2 separate regions of the Homo sapiens genome follow, and region 1 is linked to region 2. The links are chromatin loops, found by intact Hi-C in ENCODE. Cell type or tissue: sigmoid colon. All regions are shown on one strand. Each heading gives the region's core, and the rest is flanking DNA. Links, peaks and the distances in the headings are about the cores only.

The links. A loop is a pair of places that touch in the nucleus more often than their neighbours do. Peaks named below come from ENCODE experiments on the same cell type or tissue, not always from the same donor. Only the 100,000 strongest peaks of a DNase experiment are listed, where the experiment ranks them.
Region 1: a loop joins it to region 2, with 3 times the contacts of the local background. A loop is called at or near these places in 1 of 110 quality-filtered maps.

What each region holds. Positions count from the first base shown.
Region 1 is chr20:21,718,055-21,720,854 of GRCh38, reverse strand. It overlaps PAX1 (paired box 1), which reads right to left. Exons shown (of 5, transcript NM_001257096.2): 5 at 2,374-2,800. Among named protein-coding and RNA genes, the nearest start is that of PAX1, 14 kb to the right of the region's middle. In sigmoid colon, for the core only: CTCF peaks have their summits at 862 and 1,062 (motif pointing left); a DNase peak (open chromatin) is centred at 1,034; H3K27me3 peaks cover 385 bases.
Region 2 is chr20:21,803,599-21,806,398 of GRCh38, reverse strand. No RefSeq gene overlaps it. Among named protein-coding and RNA genes, the nearest start is that of PAX1, 99 kb to the right of the region's middle. In sigmoid colon, for the core only: no CTCF peak of the experiment used is centred there; a DNase peak (open chromatin) is centred at 1,298.

The DNA of each region.
Region 1 (2,800 bases), core at 17-2,516, 85 kb after region 2:
TGTTCCACAGCTGGTATTCTGAGTTAAATATGTGCAAACGACCACATTACAGATGGTAAGAGAGGCTCCTTTTTTTAAATCTAAGAAATAAATTATCGTTGCCTCACCCATGGTAATCTTTCTGGATTTTATCCTAAAATAAATAGAGAGTGAGAAGATAATCATTTTCCTTGCTGTTTGTTGCCTCTGTAATACGTTGGTCCTTACAGAGAAATATTGTATTGTCACTTTAAATGATTAAAACTTTCAAAAAGATCACTAAATATAGATAAGTTGCTTAAAATGAGAGACAAACTCAAATGAACCAAAAAAATTAAAATTTCACAAATATAAATGAAATTGATTTTATTTCCCAAAAATATCAGTTTAGATTAGGTTGGTTTTTTGTTTTTTGTTTTTTGTTTTTGAGACAGAGTCGTACTCTGTCACCCAGGCTGGAGTGCAGTGGTGCAATCACAGCTCACTGCAGCCTCCCTCTCCTGGGCTCAAGGAATCCTCTTGCCTCAACCTCCCAAGTAGCTGGAACTATGGGCATGCACACCACATCCAGCTAATTTTTTTTTTTTTTTTTTTTTTTTTTTTGATAGCGATGGGGTCTCGCTAGGTCACCCAGGATGGTCTCAAACTCCTGGGCTCAAGCAATCCTTCCTCCTCAACCTCCCAAAGTGCTGGGATTACAGGTGTGAGCCACTGTGCCTGGCTAGTTGCTTTTAAAATTCACATATGTTTATTTTAAACTCAAAGACTTCAATCTATGTATATATTAGAGTCAAAGTTGGAAGTGAAACTTATTTTCAAGGTGCTATTGATGTCTAAGCTAACTTGTTTGCTAAGTCATGTGTTGATGAGCCTAGAAAGTCCATTTTTTACCACATGTGCGAGCATCTGGCTAACAATAATAATAATAACAACAACAACAGCAAGAGCCCTTCTCTTCTAAGTAGACCTTCACAACAGGAAAGTCGCCACTTTAACAAAACGACAAATCTTTTACATTGTATTATTTATCTTCATGCTTGTCTTCATCTCCTGGAACAATATGTGCTCCCCCTGGTGGCCAGAATAATACTTTCAGCTTCCCGGTTCAAGCTAATCATATTACAACTTGTTTGCCAGAGAAGCATTTTATTTTTTATGTTTCACAAGTTTCAGGCTCCAATTCAATTTTTTAAGAAGTCAATTTCTTTCCATTCATTTAAATATCTTGCTTACTTTTCATCCAAGAGATTGTTGTTAAATCAAAACCATCTAGTAATTTTTGTTTTGCTGTTTGTTGTTTGGGGTAAAATAAAATCTTACAAAGCTAAAACCACATCCGCAAATGACTGGAAGAAACTCTGAAAGTTAAAATTGTGAGGTCTATATAAGAAATGACACTGCAGATAATCCATCAAGTCAATATATTTCACCAGAGAAAAAGGAAATAAGACGTTACAGGATGGAAATGTAATTTAATAGCTGAATGAATACTTATCTGCCTATTTCATCCTTAAGAAGAAAAAGAAAAGTGAAGGCAACCCAGGTGGTTACATTATAATGAAGTTGAAATTCTGCCACCCATGAAAACTGCAATTGGGATTCCACTTTTGGATTTGGCCAGCCAGAAACAGATGTGTGTTCCAACAAGAATCACAGGCTGCATCTCCTGGACAAGAGCTCTTTAGAGTGCAGCAGGAGTTTCAACTGGTTTCAACTCCAAAGAAAGGACTAGACTAAACTGAGTATAATTGTTCCAAGTGTTTAGAATTCCCAAGTTGGACTGGGGCTAAATGTGTGGTTCTCATTTTATGGCCTTGAAAAAGAAGACAGTGTGATTCTTCCTTGTTCTGTTAAAAAAAAAAAAAAAAAAAAAACGAAAAAAAAATTTAAGGTTGAGATACAAACGTTTGGCTAGAAATATCTCAACCATAGGACATTTCTTCAGTGAGTAAGGCTATGGTTCAGACAGCAAGGTCAAGGTGAAAACCAAATACCACTTTGTGCATAAATCTTGCCCATTAAAAGAAGGGATTCAAATGTTTCTTATTATATAGCCTGTCTGGATGCACAGTCCTTTCAACTGAGTTCCTCAGGCACATTCTAGCAAGATTCTAAATTCATATCATCCAGCATTACATGGGGCAGGTAGAGTTTCTTTTGAAAAGAAACCCAGGCCAATGTAATCCTAGCTAGGGAAGCTGATGCCAGGAAATCTACAGTGTGCTTTACCGAAACCACAGTTCAATTAAATAAATTCCATCCTTCTTACCAGAAACACACAAATGGCAGAAATACTGTTGTCAGTGAGTGGGGTTCACTCGTCAGGAGGTTAATTCCACGTGGATTTTAGTAAATTGAATTTGGGATAGGTTTAAAAAAATGCTTGTGCCAGTATTGAAAATCTAAACTTTATTTGTAGCCAGTATTTCTTCACACAAGGTTTTCCCGCACCCCTCTGCCTCCATGTCTCTTTCCTGGCCCAGAGAGACTGACTCCCTCCAAAGGAGAGGAAGCCTTCCCCTCACACCTTCAAATGCCCTTCAGTGATCTGTAGAACAACTCGGGGCATATTCAAGAAGGGCAAAACTTCATGCCTCTTGCCCCTCAATCCTCCTTTCCTTTGGTTTGTTTTCCTTACTTCTTGCCAAAAAACAGCTACCTTTGGCAGGGAAGTTATTACAATCCATTGCAAGTACTTCCTCCAATAATGAACACAACAAAATCCTGTCTTTATTCATTTAAAGCACGAAGCTGGCCCTCTTTACAAATACCCTGTTTTTAATAAATCCTCGGTAATAGACATCCATTCACGAGAATAAAG
Region 2 (2,800 bases), core at 239-2,738:
CAGGGGGCCACCCCAACCAAGACATCAACAGGAACGGGCTGGGAGAGAAAGAGATCCTATTAAAGGAAACAATACCAGGGAAAATCAAGCCATTTTTCCCCTCCATGCAAATATTTATTTTATTGCAACAAACTAAAACAATACATGAGCAAGCAGAACAGTGATTCTCTCATTGGATCCATTCAGCAGGAATTGTCACAATAAGATCATTAGCCTTCTCCACCCTTTCTTTCAGATTCCCTCTGCTCTCTGAAGTTTGACAATCCTGGACTGGAAGAAATGGAGAGGTTTGGTACTGCTCAAGGGCAGTGAGGAGGAGCTGGAGGAAGGAGGGTGTAAGAGACAGACTAAAGGAGGGGCTTGGCTGGGGACAGAAGACCAGAGTCATTTTCCATAGGCTCTGAGATTCCAGCCCAGAAGGTAGTGGGGAGTCACTGGATGTTGGAGGCCAGGGAGTAACCAGATTCAAATGTGCATTTTTACCTACAATCAGCTCATGTAGGGAGAGTCCTGAAGTGGGGGACAGTGAGAAAACTGTTCATCTATTCAAGGATGATCAGTATCTGATGCAGACTTGTGACGGTGGGAATGAAAAAATGAAGTGTGGATGGGAGACCTGGTGAGGTAGGAGCATGAGGAAGCTGATTGGATATGAAGGGAAAGGGAAGAGAGAAGACAAAGATGACTGGGAGGTACCCAGCCTGCAGGAAAGCAGCATCACAACAGAAATGGGAGACCAACTGGAGGAATTGGTGTGGAAGGGCTGTGAAGGAAGAACAAAATGCAAGAATTACTTCAAGTTGAGACATACAGACTACTCTACATCTTCTAAATCTACAAGCACCCTGTGATCCAGGGAATCTGCTTCTAGGTACATACCGCAGGGAAGTCCCCACCCCGGTCCATCGGAAGATGTGAACCAGGATGTTCACCCAGCATTGTTTGTACCTGTGGGAAGCTGCAGGTGATTGAGAGACGGAGAACTAATGCAGTAAGGAACAGTCAGGAATACCATGAAGAAGTTAATGCAACCAACCAGGTGCATCGGGCGCAACAAGGGTAGGTCTTAAAGCTACAGTGTTGAGTGAAAAAGCGTCAGGAGCCAGGGGACATCCCCCATACACATCCATGTCAAATAAAAATGCCCTTCAGAGCTAGCAGGAAGGCAGGAAAGAAGGACACACATCAAACCTGTGAGGATGGCTGCTGAGGAGAAAGGAGAGTAAAAAAGAAGCAGGAACAAGAGAGAGGACGGCGCACTCCAGGGACAACAACAGGCAAGCCTCCGCGCCTGAATGGATTTCCCGCCCCCATCCACCGCACGCCCTGCCTTGGCCCTGGCTACATTTGCACCTGCCAAAATTCATTTTTATGGATTAGACTGCTAACTTTTTAAAGGATGTTTTTATAGGCAATTATGTTGTTTCTGCTTCCCTGCAGAATGTCTCTCGATAAACACAGTGTCCAACAGTCATTAAACCTTGTTGTTGCATTCACTTATGGGCCTGGGGTGGAGCCAAAAGTCCCCAAATAGCTGAAGAACATCCTTTTTTCTTTATAGACTCAGAAAACCAATCACAAAAAATATAGGCTAGGCACAGTGGCTCATGCCTATAATCCTAACACTTTGGGAGGCCAAAGCGGGAGGATCACTTGAGCCCAAGAGTTCGAGACCAGCCTGGGCAACATAGTGAAACCCCACCTCTACAAAAAATAAAAAATTAGCCATGTGTGGTGGTGGGCACCTGTAGTCCCAGCTACTCATGGGGCTGAAGTGGGAGGATTGCTTTAGCCTGGGAGATCAAGGCTGCAGTGACCTATGATCGCACCACTGAACTCCAGGCTAGGTGACAGAGTAAGATCATGTCTCAAAAAAAAAAAAAAAAAAAAGCCAAAATACTGTCCAAGACTTTTGTTTGAGCCAATTAGATAGAATCATGGCTGTGCTTCCATGCACATGTCCAGACTCTACCTTAAGCTCTCATCCTGGACTGTTCCTGAAAGTAGCAACAACATTTTTCTTGGAGAACTGAGTCATGGTGAAGAAGATGGGGAGAAACCCAAAAGATGAGCCTCAGTGTTGTTGGGTCTGCATTTGCGTGTGGATCTGTAACCTGGACATACAGTTAGCACCAAGATTTTTGGCAAACTGGCCTCGAATGTTGGGGAAGAGAATCTCCAGTCTCCTCCCTCCACAGAGAACACACACACACACACACGCATGCATGCACACACAGGCAAACACGCACATAATGCACACCCATGCATACAAGCACACGTACATGTATATGCATGCACAAGTGCATAAACATACGTAGTCATTCATGTGCACGTGCACTTACACATACACACACACATTCACATACACACACATGCACATACACACACACAATTTTATTTATCCATCCCAATTTCTATTCATTCTTTCAATGAATGACCTCAGGATTTGTCCTCAGAATCATGGAGTGGTTTTCTTGAGATACAAGTAATTACTCTTGCAGTTCACTCACAGAGCACTGTATTACCTGATATAGTAATCCGTTCATCATCAGTAACGTCTTGGAGTCTTCAAATAGGGTCTTGATCTTAGGGGAAGTTCATATCCTCTTATTAGAGTGCTTGCTTATTCCCATTATCCCCAGCAATTCAAAAGCCTCCTCCTGAACTTCTTCTCACTTCCTTCCCTCTATCTCTAAGGATATATTCACCAGGCTTCTGCTGCAATAATGTTGAGTAATGAACAACTTCCACATCGCATTTACCTATAAGAGCAAACATTTATTCCATATGCACAGGTCCC